Linked DNA regions of Mus musculus: region 2 is linked to region 1. The links are chromatin loops, found by intact Hi-C in ENCODE. Cell type or tissue: left cerebral cortex. All regions are shown on one strand.

Region 1 (8,000 bases):
CAAAGACCCAATGATATGCGGAACTCTGTACTCTTGGGTGTTGCTGGTGGGAATATAAAATGGTGCACCCATTAGGGAAGACAGTCTGGCTGTTCCTCAAAAGAATTAAAGAACATTACCAGATGGTCCAGCACTTAGACTTCTGAGTGTATACTTCAAAGAACCGAAGGAGAGACTCAGTAAGCTGCCTAAGATGTGTGAGTTCAGAGTTCTGTTGTTATTCTTAGTTGCTAAAGGTGAATGCAACACAAGGGTCCATCAGTGGGCTGTGTTTCGCATACAATAAAGTACTAGTGAACTATAAAAGAATGGGATTCTGACATGCTGTGGGGTGGATGGGCCTTATGAAATGTGATGGGCCAGTCACACAAGGACAGAGACTGTTGTTACTGTTAAGGTATGCAAAGTCCTTACATTCATGGGGACAGAAAGAAAAATGATGGCTGCCAGGCACTGGGGAGTCATTTAAATGGACACAAAGCTTCAGCAGGAGAAAATGAAAATTCTCCAGGGATGAGGATGAGGGTGGCAGGATACTGTGAGGGTATTTAAAGTAACACTGAACTGGATACCGGAAAATAGTTACTAACAATAACCACAACTCTTAACCCCTCCCCCTGTTGTTTGTAAGGACGCTCCTACATCTTCCTGGACAGCTCCTCTGGGCCAGACCAGACAGATCAACCTTCCTAGTGCTGTGACCCTTTAATACAGTTCCCATATTGTGACACCCCCACCCCCCAGCCATAAAACTATTTCATTCCATAGCTGGGCGTGGTGGCGCATGCCTTTAATTCTAGTACTCGGGAGGCAGAGGCAGGCAGATTTCTGAGTTCGAGGCCAGCCTGGTCTACAAAGTGAGTTCCAGGACAGCCAGGGCTACACAGAGAAACCCTGTCTCGAAATAAAAACAAAACAAAAAAACCCAAAACCCCAAAAAACCAAAAAACCAAAAAACCAAAAACAAAACAAAAACTATTTCATTCCTACTTTCTAACTATAATTTTGCTACTGTTATGAATGGCAATGTAAACAGCTGATGTTCAGGATATCTGATGTGACCCCTGTGAAACAGGCCTTCAACCACCCCCCTCTAAAGAGGTTACAACCCAGAGGGTGAGGACCACTGTGTTAGCCACCCAGCTATAAGCCTCCATGCTGTGTGGCAGCTGCTCCCTGTGTCTGGAATCCACCCAGGCCACTGGCCCCATGTACTGCCCATCATCCAACCCAAGTCCTAACTTCTACGAAGACTTCTGACTTCCTCCCCACCACTGCCGTTCAGTTTAAGGGCTCTGTTTTCTTATAGCACCCAACAGCCATGGCTGTAGTGTCCAGTCCCAGTGCCTGCCATGGCTGTAGTGTCCAGTGTGCTGTGGCAATGGTGGCCAGCACCAACAGGGTCTGCTTGGGTCAGGGAAGTGACCTTTGAGGTCAGGAGTCCAGGCTTGCTTCTCAGGGTTACCCAATCCGTCACAGCATGTTCTGGGCAGGCCTTTTCTGAGCATGTCTCTAACTTGTGAAGTGTCTGTGCATAGCCATCGCTCGCCCTCCATAAGCAGCTCATCCTACTCCTTCCTCAAGACAGCCCTGTTGCCAGACCTCACGTCTCAGGCCAGCCATATCATCTGCTTACCACATTCTTAATGATCTCATCCTTCCCGTCCTGCCTCTGCACCTTCAGCAGATGATAACAGAAGTCAAACAGGTCAAAGCGCCGCTGCTGGCCCAGCAAGACAATGATGGAGCAGCCGGCCCAGTTCAAGCCGTCACCGAAGCACTGCCTAGGGTCGGGAAGGAAACGGTATGAGACTGAGGGAAAATGCCCTTGCCAAAGTACAGCTACCCCATGGAGACAACAGTCAGCTTGGAGGAAGAGAAGAACACATGAAGGAAAACACAATCAGACTCCCTCTCTGTCTCTCCTCCTGCCCACACATATATGTGCAGGCCCGAGATGGAGGGTGGCTATCATCCTCAGTTGGTCCTTCCCTTGCTTTCTCAGTCTCTGTCCCTAAATCTGGCTTGGCCAATGCAGTGAGACTGCTCAACTCACTGGCTAGATCGCTAGTGAAACTGGTTGACAAGCTTCCAGACATCCTCCAGTCTCAGCCTCGCTAGTTTCAGGACTACAATTGCCTCACTTGGCTTTTTTTGAAATGTGTATGTTATATGATGTGTCTCTATGGATGGGCACACACGAATGCAGATGCCCACAGGAGGCAGAAGCCAGTGGCGGCAAGTCCTCCCACAGCTGGACTAGCAGGCAATTGTGAGACATCTGACATGGGTGCTCGGATCCGAACTTTTGTCTTCTGTAATAGCAGTGTGGTGCTCTTACCCACTGAGCCATCTCTCTAGCTCTTCCCCTGGCTTTTAAACATGGCTCCTGGGGACAGAACTCAGGTCCTTGAGGCTTGCACTGAGCCATCTCCTCCACTCTAATCAGCCTTCGAGACTCACATGGCTTGTCTTGAGGCCAGTCAGAGGAGGCTGTGTTGGCTCCTTGGCCTCTCAGAAGCCCCACTGGAGGCCGCAATGACCAGGAGACATGTTGATGACTATAGGGCCATTCTTCTGTCATTTACTTTGTTCCCAGCCTGCCCCGGGCAGCTCCCCCACTTCCCGTCACAGGGTTGGAAGGATATAGTCCCTGCAGCTTGTTGGTCTTTCTCTTCCCCTCCCCACCCCTTCTTTCCCTGTCTTTAGTCCCAAAAGGACCAGTTAGTCACCTCTGCCACATCACCCTCAGTATGAAGCTAGATGGATGCAGAAGAGGGGGCTCTGCTCCTGTTTTCTCTGCTGACAGGACTGTGGGTGACCCAAAAAGGCTCCTCATTTCCTAAGTGGAGTTTTGCAGGGGTGGGAGTAGATGCTCAGGGGCCAAAAGGTTAACACTCGTGGGATGCTTTCTTTCAGTCTTGGCCTCCGATTCTGCTGACAGCCATTTATTGATTTTCCTGGACTGCTCATTCGTCTTCACAGACCCCATCCCAGATCCGGTTACAGGATCAGTTGTAGTATGAAAATTCAGGTCTGACAACCAAGCTCCATTCTCTGGCATCCACCTCCTCCCCTTGTCTCCAATCAGCCCCATGGACACCTTGACATATGTACTTCCGTTTTCTGTTTGACCCCTTTAACCTCTGGAGACCAAGAACAGTCCACTGTTGCCATGTCCAGCGCTGGCACAGTGACCAATATGTATCACTGTTCAAGCCTCTTCGGGCCTGGTTCTCCTTTCTGGCTAGCACATCCCAGGGGTGAGGGGAGGGGAGAGGGTGCACTCACTCAGCTGTGAACTCGTTGGTCCCCACAGGGATACAGTAGACAAACTGCATGGCACTCCACAGCCGGTGAAACTCCACACACTCATCCACATGCATGACGCCATTGGTGGGTGGCGGGCCCCTCCAGATGGGGTCCTGCAGGTAGCTCCGGATTCGGGTCAGGATGACCTCAAACATGGACAGGCCGCAGCAGAGCCGCTCCTTGGTCAGCAGGTCACCCTCCCGAGCGATGGCGATTTGCTGAGACAGGAAGCATATGTTAACACAGCATCACCCATATCCGAGATCCCATCTGTCCCACTTCCTCTGGAGAGTCCCAAATACTGGTGCCAACCACATCTAGAACTTGTTCCCTGGGACTGATGCTCTCCCCAGAGCAGGGCACTGAACCTAAGAACTTGAGGGCATGGAAGCCTTATGGTAACTGTCACCCATGGCAAGTAAAATCCAGGCCCCATCAATGGAAGACTGATTTAAAAAAAAATCATCTGAGCACACACTGGTCTCAGAGGCTGGTTGGGGCTAAAGAAATAGGCTCACTGCAAGTACAAGGACCCAAATTCTGTCCTCCCGAATCCACATTAATAAGCCAGGCATGATATACGTGCTTGTAATGCAGGCCAGGATGGCTAACTAGATACACAGAAGTCAGAAGTGTCCCTATCAGTTTTATAATGTAACACTACCATAGTGTGTGGCACAGCAGGCTCCTGATGAGCGGTGGCTCTGTCCAACTCTACGGGTAGATTATTATTTCTGCTCAGAAGGGAGGGAGCTGAAGCTCAGAGGTGCAGCCGAGGGAAGGTACAGAGCTTGGATCCTGCTCAGTGAAGCATGGTTCTTTTTGTTTGTCTGTTTATTTGTTTGAAGGATTTACTTATTTATTTTATGTGTATGAGTGCATAATAGCTCTCTTCAGACACACCAGAAGAGGGCATCAGATCCCATTACAGATGGCTGTGAGCCACCATGTGGTTGCTGGGAATTGAACTTGGGACCTCTGGAAGAGCAGCCAGTGCTCTTAACCGCTGAGCCATCTCTCCAGCCCCGAAGCCTAGTTCTACAAATTAAATCGTGAAGTGAATTCGGCAAGTTGGAGAAAATGACATTTACTACAATGCCCTCAGACACCAGCACAACCCACAGATGGACAGCGCATGCGTGGGATTGTGCGTGTAGAAAACATTTTGGAGGAGTGAACTTCGTCGTGGGTGCAGATGGGCTGCGGGAAATGGGTGAGCTTTTCACTTTTAAAATAGTTCTGTACCGTGGAATGTGCTAGAAGGAACGTATGTTACTGTTTTAAAATTTGCCACTGACTTCAGAGAACTATTTCCTCTTGTTAGAAACCCTTCTTTGACAATGGCAAATGGTCTCTATTAGTAATTCAAACAAGCGTCTCATCTGGTCTTGGCTACTGCATCTCGAGTAATCAGACAGGCAGACAGGCACATCAAACAGGACCGTCTCTCCCACAAGGGTCTGTGCTCTGAGTGAAAACATCTAAGAGCAAAAGGTGCCGAAAGCCTCTGCAGAACACGTATTACAGACTAAGGTCAAAGTCAGGTCTTTCTGTCTGGGAACAAAGCTAAAGAAAGCTGGCTTCTGAGACTCTGGACCCACAGGACACACGTGTGGGATCAGCTCCCAGTGGGAGGAAGGGCTCTCAGGGGCCCATTCTGTAGGGGGCTTGAAGGGACCAACAGACCTCCCCCTCAAAGCTCTCTTCCTTGGAGACCTTCCCCTCCCCCAACCACAGAGGGCAGCCTCTAAGTAAATCCAGGGAAGGAAATAAATCAGAAAGCAGAGATTGTGATGATCGTGGCCCTTGAGTGTAGTTGTCATGACAACTATAAAGTGAAGGAGGAAGGTGAGATGGGGAAGAGTTGGCGGACATGTCTGAAACACCACTGTCTCACGAACCAGGAGAAGACCCTGATCCGTGCAGAATCAACTCGATTGCACAGCAGGCAGTTCACGACACAGGAGACCACTCGAGCTGCCAGAGTTAGCCAGATAAGGCGCTCTTAAGATAGCATGAGCTCAGTACTTGACTGTTTTTTTTTGGTGTGTTTGCTCTGTTCTGCTCAGCTCTCTCTACACGTGAAGAACATGGCTCTGTGGGGACGCCCAGTAAATAAACGACCCGTGTATGTTCTTATCAGCAAATTAAGGGACTTCTGGTGTCCTAATGAATCTGCTGTCTTCCTGGTTAATTCTGAGCCAGGCAGCACCTGAGAATCCTGGTTTGAAAACATTGGCAAATGATTTTATAAAAGCTGTGGCTTGACTCCCAGTTCTCCGTCCACTACAGCCAACAGAAGGGGCCTCGACCCCTTTCCCTGAAGAAGTGTTTGCCCTTCTATTTCTTTCTGTGAACCACAAAAGTAATATGCATTTACTGGGTAAAATTTGGAGAAAACTTTAAATAACATATAAGAAAGACACTATTTCACTTATCTCACTACCCAGAGAAGAGCTTTCTTAAAAAAAAAAAACATATATGTAGATCGTTCACAGTTATGAATATGGATATATGCATGCATATAGCAGCTCATCTCTATTACATTTTTACTTTATAGATCTCTAATTTAAAAACTCATTTCCATAATGCATTCAGTGTTATAGTTTTTAGGTGGCTAAAACTATGGTAAGCGTGTTTAGTTCTCTACCCTTGTGGGTTATTTTAAATTGTTCACGAATCTTCACTACTCGGGACAATTCTAAAGAAGTTCCCTGTGGACATGACATTTTGTGAGCACTGTCTCCTGTTATGTTACTGGATAAATCTTATTGGGAGTCAGGGAATATAAATACTTTAAAAGGCTTTGCTAGCTGGATGGTGGTGGAGCATACCTTTAATCCCAACACTCGGAACACAGAGGCAGGGGGAAGTCTCTGGGAGTTCGGGGCCAGTCTGGTTTACAGGCTGTTCCAGGACAGCCAAGGAGGCTACACTGGGAAACCCTGTCTCAAAAAAAACCCCAAAAAACAAAACAAAACAACCAATCAACCAACCAACCAAAAAAACCAACCTCTTTTTTTTTTTTTTTTTTTTTTTGCTATATAACAAGACTGTCTTAAGGACGGTGGCCAGACAACTTCCCAGGTGACAGCCATGCTTCATACTCTCAGCTGTCAATGTGCTCTGAAGAAAAATGTCTTTATCAAATGGAGAGATTCGAAACTGCCTGGGCTTTGGGGGTCCCACTTCACAGATTGATAGCAACGTGGAACTTTTCCTGTTTGTTGGCATAATTGTTATTTGAATGCGAGTCTGTCATCGTCTTTTCTGGTACTTCATTTCATACATGTACATGCACATACATGTGTATGCACATGCACTTTGCCTGTGTGTGCACATGGAAGTCAAGAGGTCAACTTTGTGTGCCTCTATCTGATCTCTTTGCCTATGTTTTAAGATAGGGTCAGTCACTGAACCTGGAGCTCACTGTACTGTTGAGACTGGCTGCCAGCAAGCCCCTGAGATGTCTGTCTGTCCCCTTCTCTATTGCTAGGGTGACAGGTTTGTTACCACCCCTAGCTTTCACGTGGGTGCTAGGGATCTGAACGCAGGTCTTCATGTTTCCATGAAAAGCCCTTCACCCAGTGAATCTCACCCCAGCCCTCACTTACTTTTTACAGGAAAGAGAGGCCATCTAGTGCTTGATGCAAATGAGGTCAGTTTGTGGTCTGTTCTAATGTATAAAGGACAGCGCTTAAAGGAGCTCTGACCTACATTCTGTTCCACACAGTGGGGGTCTTTCCCAAGGGCCTCCCATTTTCATGGAGAACTCTGATTACATGAAACACCTGATTCCACCCATAGCTTCTCAATATTCTTTTCTATGGCCCTTTGCATCTTTAGGAATTCTGGTTTATTCATTAACAGGCAAGAAATGCAGACCGTACCACATTGCGTGTGTGTGTGTGTGTGTGTGTGTGTGTGTGTGTGTGTGTGCAAATTCCCTAGCCTTTCTGCAAACATCCATGATTCCTTGGTAACATGCAAAAGGTATGAATACCTACAGTGAGTACTTGGAAAAGTAAACAAGGCTCACAATGATTTTTACCAAGTGGAACATCAGGAGAGATCTTTCCTCCCTGATCAGTGGCTTGACCCTCTGTCATCTTGGAAATGATTTATCTCGCCAGCTGTTAATGATATAACAGACTTCAAAAGAAAAGATACTGACTTTAAAAAGGCAGGCCAGCTCGGGAGGTGGAGCAGCTACCATCCCATTTCAGAGATGGGAAAATGAAGGCAGTTTCCTATGAGATTATGTGACACTTCAGGGGAGAGCTGGGAACAATGGTGCTGGCTGAAAACCAGGTCGCCTTGGTTTGCTCAGAAACAAAGGCAAAGGCCACACTGCTCGCTCCTTCAACCTTCCCTGCATTAAGTCTGCGGCCGACAGTTTCTGGTCACTGACCCAGACACCGTACAAGGTCCAGCAGACGAGAACACCTAGCTGGCCAGCTTCAGTGTCTACAACTTGTTAGCATTTATTTACTGATTTAGTATATGGGTCGATGAAATTGTATTTATTATTATTGATGTGTGCGAGCATTCAGTGTGTGTGCACACATGTGTGTTTGGCATATGTGTAGAGCTCAGAGGACAACTTGTACCCAGTCATTCTTTCCTTCCATTACATGTGTCCTGGGGCTCACACTTGGGCTGGTAAGCTTGGCAGCAAGTGTCTTTAC
Region 2 (8,000 bases), 220 kb before region 1:
AACTATTGATTTTTAAATCTTCCTTTCAAATCTTTTATAAATTTCCTTCTTTGAACTGCTCTAACTATTTTCCATTAATTTTGATTTGGTAGAATTTTTTTTTTATTTCTTCCAATTTCTTCTGTAACCCCCAAACAGTTATTTAGAAACCATGTGAGACTTTTATAATTTTCTTTTGCTATTTATTGATCTGTAATTTAATTTCATGTGGCCAGAGATGGTATAACTTTGATTCTCACAGGTGCCATGTTGCTTGTTTTATGACACTGCGTTCAGTCCCTGGAGAACATTTCAGTCGTACTCAAAAGAATGTATGTAGAAAACTCCCGAGTATAGCATTCTTGTTGACAAAGAGAACTGATCTGTAGAAGTCACTTTCATTAACCTGATGTAATTGTCATCTCCAACATTTATTGCCTCAGTCTGCTAACTTAGGCTCCTTGAAGCTTTTAGTCTCCACACAGTCTTATCTAGGCCTAGAATGTTTTCAGCCTCTGAGATTTGCTGATGAACATGTTCGCTCTTTCTTGTTCTTTCTGAACTCTGGCTGGCTGGTTCAACTCAGCTGTTCTGGCTCAATCTCCTCTCTAAGATGACTAATTCAATATGGCTTCTCTCTTGGCCTCTGACTTTTTGCTCTGCTTGGCCTGATACTAACTTTGACAAGCTTCTGGTTCCTTCTCATTGTCTGGCTAGTTCAGTCTTCACCTGTGTCTAGCTTGTTCTCTCCTCAACCTGTCTCTGTACTGCCCTAGTAAAAGTGCCTCCTCGCTCCAAGATGTTCTTTCTTTTCTCTCTCTTCTTGAGTTGGGCATATCCTATTTTGTCAAATCTTTCTCTGATTTGTCACTTTGTGCCACTCAATTAGACATCACTTTCAAACGTGGGTGCTTCCTTCTACAAACTAACTTTTCTTCACTGTTTGAGATTAAAGGTGTGTACTAAGGGTATGTCTATATTACAGCCACAGGGATTAAAGGTGTGTGCTAAGGCTGAGCCACATCACAAGTAAAAAGTTTTTTCCAGTAAACAACACATATCAGAGGTCTGAGTGTGATCAAATATCCTGCAACATTGCTCAGCTATTCTGAAATATTTCTGATTTGCTATTTCAGTCTTTGTTACCACTTAATGAAAAAGAAATATTGAGGGGCCAGCAGGATGGCTCAGTGGGTTAAAAGCATTTGCTACCAAGTCTAGCAACCTGAGCTCCCAGGGAACCAGACTGTGGCATGGATATAACCCCCTGCCCCAACACACACACGCACACACACACACACACACACTTTATACCATCTCACACATACAATAAATAAATGTAATTTTTAAAAATTAAAGAAATATTGAAGTATCAATGTAATGCTGGGTAGTCTTTCTCCTTTTCATTCAGTCAATTTGTGCCACATGTCGTGGGGCAGTGAGGTTGTGTGGCTACTGTGTATTGGCAAGTATCATGCTCTGATGAGCTGGTCTTTTTGTTATTATAAAATGTCCTGCCGGTCTCTACTGCATTTCTTATGTTAAAATACACATTAACATAGTTTTCTCAGTCTCTCAAGATCTTTGTTTGCTTGGTGTGTCTACTCTGCTTGATATCCTTCCCTTTCATTACTATGCAGACAACATAGGTTAACCTTATTTCCAACACTGATTGGAGCTTTTACTTCAGTAAAGGCCATGTTCTTTTTCTCATTTCTTGGTATTTTTTTAATTTAAAAATATTTATGTCTTCTTAGTGTAACAATTATATTCTGTTCTATTCTTTAAGCTAAGTACTTTTTTTTTTTTTTTTTGAGATGCTAGGGTGTTGAACCTAGCAAGGCTTTTAAAAATCCAGTTTTGTTTAGTATAGTTTGGTCTATTTGAGGCAGAATCTCATATTGTAGCCAAAGTTGGACTTTAACTGACAGATAACTCAGGCTGGCCTCAAACTTATAACAACCCTTTTGCCTGAACCTCCTAAGCACAATCTACAGGTTTAGTTGTCCATCTGTGTTGTGTTCTTCCATGTATAGATGTATGAACTATAGAGCATTAGAAAGAATTCATCTTTAATTGCCTTGGCTATAGTGTTTATCTTCCTCAAGATAGAGCATTAACTTTTAGTAAAGAATTCATCTTTAATTGCCTTGGCTATAGTGTTTATCTTCCTCAAGATAGAGCTGTAACTTTTAGTCAGGATGTCTAGTGATGCAGGAAATGTTGATAATTTCTCATTTACTTGCTAATATTGAATAAAAACTAAACACACTCCTTCTTAAAAGAAGAGGCACACACATGGAAAAAAAACCTTAAAATGAGCCCTTAATATACATAGTATTACTATTTTATTATGCTGTGGCAGTTCTTATTTCTTTATTCAATAAGCATTTATTGCACAATTACTCAACAGTCGGCACTGGGGAGTCAATGATGAGCAAAACAAAAGCAGTTCTTTCCCAAAGGAGGTAACAATCAACTGGAAGAGGCGCAGAATAATCACACAAAGAAAGCACTTCAAAGGACATGATCAGGTGTGAGTGCATAAAAGAGATTCGAACGAATGCTGTCATGGTTTTCTCTGAAATGCCGGTTCAGCTCCAAGTTGAAAAATAAACGGGAGTTACAAGAGACATAAATGCTTGACTTGCTAAAGCGTCCTGTGATGAAAAAGAATAGCATGGGAAGCAATGTGGTGAAAGTGTAAAAAACTCAAACTGTAGGTATAGCCTAAGCTACTAATCAGGTTTATCAGGCTCTGCGGGGTTAAGAATTTCGAACTTTTATCTCATAACCAGTGGGAGCGGCAGAAAGATTTGGGGGAAATGTGACAGTTTGACTTGTATTTTTAGAACAACTGGCAGTCGGGAGGTAGTGGGACATAGGTGAAGAGCAAAACTTCAGGAGAACTGTAACATCCATATGGAATTAGAGAAGGACAATGGAAGCCTAAGCAGGATAATGGTGGGTGGGACCTCAAAAGGTGGATGAATCTGGGTCGCATCTTGGAAGCAGACTGAAAATTCAACTAGTAAAATAGTTATACCTAGTCAAAAACCAGGTCCAGTAAGATCAGTTATAAGTTCCAAGGTGTCCCCATACTTGAGAATGACTAGAAGACCCTATCAGACTCCGGCTTTATGAACACACAAGGCCGAGAGCCCAGCCCGCAAGAAAGGCCCACGCCTTCATCCCTGGAGGTCCTTGGTAAAGGCGTGGAACAGAAGGGTTTCCTGGGCAACGCCATTGTCGCGCTCCAGGAGGGGGCGGGGTAACCAAGGTCAAGGCCTAAAGAGAATCCGGAAGAGAGGGAGAGTGAAGAGGCGTGGAAAATGGGACACAAGGAGCTTCGGCCCGGTCTATGGCGGATGATTCCAGGGTTCTCGCACGCGGCTAGTGTGGAGGGTGGGAGGAGCCGGGGAACGTGCCTGTGATTGGCTGGCGGGAGACACCGGGCCGCTCCTGATTGGGCGAGGCGAGCCCGTCTGTGGAGCGCGTAGGGTTCTGGGTAGCCAAGGCCTTGGAAGGGTCTTAACCGAAAGGGGGAGGGGGAGGCCGCCAACAAACGGCTGAGCTCACAATCCCGGCCGCGGCCCGCCCGCCCCCTCCCCCATGGAGAGAGCCAGGCCGGAGCCACCGCCGCCACCGCCGCCGCCGCCGCGCCAACCGCCGCGGCCCACCCCTCCGCGCCCGTTGCGCCCCGCTCCGCCCGCGCAGCCCGTCGAGGCCGCCACCTTCCGGGCCGCGGCCGCAGAGCGCTCCCAGTCGCCGTCGGCTCAGGCCACGGCCGCCATGGCCGCGGTGGCCTCGTCGTGCGGGGAGGCCGCGGCGGCGGGTGCGCAGGCGGCAGGGACGCGACGCCTGCTGCAAGTGAAGCCGGAACAGGTGCTGCTGCTGCCTCCCGGAGGACCGGGGGTGCCTCCGGCTCCCGACGAGGGCGCAGCCGCCGCCGCCGCTGCCGCTGCCGCCGCCGCCTCGTCCGCGCAGGCGCGCCTGCTGCAGCTGAGGCCGGAGCTGCTGCTGTTGCCTCCGCAGTCCGCGGCCGACGGAGGCCCCTGCAGGCCGGAGCTGCACCCCATGCAGCCCCGGACGCTGCTCGTCAAGGCCGAGAAGCAAGAGCTGGGGGCGGGCTTGGACCTGTCGGTGGGATCTCGGAGGACCACCGAGGCCGGCCCGAGAGCCTCGAGGGCCGCCAAGTTGGATGGCACCGGGAAGGCCCTCGACGGCCGCCGAAGCGATGAGAAGAAAGCCAAGCTGGAGGCAGAGGAGGCTCCGAGGGATGCGCTGAAAGGCGGGGAAGGCAAGAGCCTGCTGGCCATCGGAGAAGGAGTCATCAAGACGGAGGAGCCAGACAGACCCAGGGACGATTGTAGGCTGGGCACGGAGGCCACGTCCAATGGCCTGGTCCACAGCAGCAAGGAGGCCATCCTGGCCCAGCCGCCTAGTGCTTTTGGGCCACACCAGCAAGACCTAAGGTTCCCTTTGACACTCCACACCGTCCCACCTGGAGCCCGTATCCAGTTTCAGGGGCCTCCGCCTTCTGAGTTGATACGGTTGTCCAAAGTCCCCCTGACACCAGTGCCTATTAAAATGCAGTCCTTGCTGGAGCCTTCTGTAAAAATTGAAACCAAAGATGTCCCCCTCACCGTGCTGCCCTCAGATGCAGGTATTAGAAGCCAGGGGAATCTGGCTTTCACAGGTCTGTGTTGCACAGACATATTAGCAGTTCAGGAGCTGAAGCTCGAAAAGTAGAATCCTGGTACGGCCCTTAGCTTGCACAGGGAGTGCTTCTGGTTGATTTGCCCACATACTGGTAAAATACACTTAAGTATTGCCACAGTTTTTATAAACAGTCACTCTTAAGACTTAGTAAACAGATTAAGAGAATAGACTCAACAGAAGGCCTTGTTAGATGATACAGATTCCTCAGTTTATATAAAATAACATCAAATTTTCTATCATAGTAGCTTCTTAGGTTTATGTGTATCAAGAAATAAAATATACCAGTGTTCGAGAAAAATGATAGTTGTTTATATTGACTATAGATGTTAAAAGAGAACAGTAACTTTTCTGAGAGAAAACATACATATAGCATATAGCTAAAGCTTTTAGAAATAATAAAAATAAGCCAAGTGATTTTTAAAAGAAGTGATTATATTTAAGATATATTTTAAAGATATATTTAAAGCATATATCTAAGCATATATATAGATACAGATATATTTAAAAGAAGTCACTACAACCAAATACTACTTTCCAGTATTTTCAAGTATATTTTAAGCAAGTCCTTAGAATTAGTTCACACAGAACTCTGTATCACTGAATGTTTTAGGAAGTCATAATCATTCTTCATGTTTACATGAACTTTTACATTTATTATTATTTTTTAATTTTTAGTCCCGATTCTCCACTTCTGGTTTTTTTTTGGGGGGGGGGGGTTGGTTTTTCGAGACAGGGTTTCTCTTTGTAGCCCTGGCTGTCCTGGAACTCACTTTGTAGACCAGGCTGGCCTCGAACTCAGAAATCCACCTGCCTCTGCCTCCCAAGTGCTGGGATTAAAGGTGTGCGCCACCACGCCCGGCTCACTTCTGTTTTTTAATAACGTAAATACCCCCTTCTATTTACTTTATGTGTTCATGCCTGACATGTTCCCAAGTCCTTCTTGGCACAACCACTTACTATATCTGATTTATATGGCATTGGGAATTGAACTCAGGGCTCAATGCATACTAGGCAAGTATTCTACTAACTGAGCTACATCCTCAGTCAAGATTATTTATTTTAAACATCCTTTGCAAATCAAAAACGTTTTTACATATCGAGGAACCCTAAAAGGAATTAATGTGCCGGGCGTGGTGGCGCACACCTTTAATCCCAGCACTCAGGAGGCAGAGGCAGTTGGATTTCTGAATTTGAGGCCAGCCTGGTCTACAAAGTGAGTTCCAGGACAGCCAGGGCTATACAGAGAAACCCTGTCTCGAAAAACCAAAAAAAAAAAAAAAAAGGAATTAATGTGAAAAGTTCATAGATGGTGCTTTTATGAACTGCATAGGGATACAAATTTAATGAATTTCCTTTATAAGAATTTTAACTGTACCATGACTCACAGGGTCATATGTATAATTTTCCTCCCAGGACATGAGACTAGTTTTAATAATTCAGTGTGGCAGGATGTTCACCTTCCTAGTGAAAAACTGAGCATAAACATTTTTGCTTCAAAGACACTCGATCTGCTGTCAATGACTTCCTTTACATCCCCCCCCAACTAACACACACATAGTGCTAGGTGCATAGTTTAGGTGCCTGCTCCTTAATATTAGTGAGAAATAAACTAAATGTTAATCACTGTTAGAGATATTAATGAAGCTTAAATAGCCATCCAGTGTGTCTGCATAGTATCTTCAACAATAGTATACTCTCTAGGAGTCATTCTAAGCTCCAACTTAGAATGCTGAGTTCAGTGACTATGAGGGATTTTGGAATCTTGGCAGTACTTTGGCTATATTATAGTGTATGTTTTCAGGTACTTTATAAGTATAGGTGAAGGTATACTTCACTTTAAAATTGTGTACATGGCACATTAACTTAGTCTCTTAATTTTTGTCATATAGGAATACCTGATACTCCCTTCAGTAAGGACAGAAATGGTCATGTGAAGCGACCCATGAATGCATTTATGGTTTGGGCAAGAATCCACCGGCCAGCACTAGCCAAAGCTAACCCAGCCGCCAACAATGCAGAAATCAGTGTCCAGCTCGGGTTAGAGTGGAACAAACTTAGTGAAGAACAAAAGAAACCTTATTATGATGAAGCACAAAAGATTAAAGAGAAGCACAGAGAGGAGTTTCCTGGTAATCAAATGAAATGAACAAAGGCTCTTTCTAATTTTTTAAAAATTTATTTAGGTAAAGATTAACTTAGGTTGAGAATTCCTAATCTATGTGAGAAAGAAAATAATGGTTAATATTATAATAACGATTGAATCAATACTAAGCATACATTTTCTTAAATAGAATGCAGTTGTGAAGTATCTGACCTCATACTTAACAGCTACTGCAAATCAGGAGACATTTGGTTTTCCTGTAGTTTTGATGAATACATAAAGGTACATACAAATATACACATAGAGCTATAGCTTTACAGTTTACTGTAAATCTCCGTGGTCCTATTTTGTAATATACTAGACATATTAAATAATCATGGCAACAGAATGAACAGTTCCCACTTAAAAGATAATAAAAATGCAGTAATTACTATCCTTTTCCATTTCAAAGTTAAGTGGGTATCAGAACACAGTCCTGCATTTTAATTAATAGATGTATTCATAGCATGATACAGTTTGAACCAACTGATTTATCCTCAACAGTAAGGGCTTTGAGATAACGGTTGAGAACTATGTATGCTTTGTGGCTTATAGATCTGTGCATAATGGGAAAAGATTTTTTCCTGAAATATAAGCAGAAATATTTTAGGAAGAGAGACAGAAGCAGTGATTATAGACATGGCAGTGCCACGCTTCTGACTTTGGGAAGAAATTAAAGTGGTTATGGCTTTAGCAATTGGTAAGCCTCAGAGAGTGACTTCTTAAATCAGGCATAAACATAGTGGCTAGTTATTAGTAACTATTCCATTGTAAGCCACTGACATTTGTATATTATAGAATGCAAAAGAAAGTGCTAAATAATGTCTTATGGGGCATCTTTCTTCACCAGAGAAAAGGCTCTGGGATTCAAACTCAATGACTGGAGTAGATTCTACCATGAAATCACCCTGTGTTCCTGGGTAGAAGGCATTTGACCTTCCTCTCTATTATGGGTTACATTAACAAAATTAGAAGCTATGTGGATGTTAAAACGCACAGTGCAGGATTTGTTCAAAGATAGTGCATCATGGGAGCTGGAAAATAGACCTTTATACAACCCATATTTTAAAACTTAACTTGTGCTGTGTTTTTATATGAAAGAGCCAGAGTCTGTATATTCATATTAAAAGCCTCTCTTTTTCTGTAGGTTGGGTTTATC

The links. A loop is a pair of places that touch in the nucleus more often than their neighbours do. Peaks named below come from ENCODE experiments on the same cell type or tissue, not always from the same donor. Only the 100,000 strongest peaks of a DNase experiment are listed, where the experiment ranks them.
Region 2: it touches region 1 in a loop (2.0-fold over the local background); 2 of 42 quality-filtered maps call a loop at or near these places.

The regions. Positions count from the first base shown.
Region 1 is chr11:46,197,355-46,205,354 of GRCm38, forward strand. It overlaps Cyfip2 (cytoplasmic FMR1 interacting protein 2), which reads right to left. Exons shown (of 31, transcript NM_133769.3): 29 at 3,292-3,530; 30 at 1,637-1,784. Among named protein-coding and RNA genes, the nearest start is that of Mir7239, 31 kb to the left of the region's middle. RefSeq lists an enhancer at 4,004-5,913. In left cerebral cortex, a CTCF peak has its summit at 4,186 (motif pointing right); DNase peaks (open chromatin) are centred at 4,492, 5,116 and 6,037; H3K27ac peaks cover 1,050 bases.
Region 2 is chr11:45,976,729-45,984,728 of GRCm38, forward strand. It overlaps Sox30 (SRY (sex determining region Y)-box 30), which reads left to right and starts at 3,582. Exons shown (of 5, transcript NM_173384.2): 1 at 3,582-4,645; 2 at 6,591-6,830; 3 at 7,989-8,000. The coding sequence starts at 3,592. In left cerebral cortex, a CTCF peak has its summit at 4,056; DNase peaks (open chromatin) are centred at 2,629, 2,748, 3,361 and 4,115; H3K4me3 peaks cover 1,079 bases; H3K27ac peaks cover 66 bases.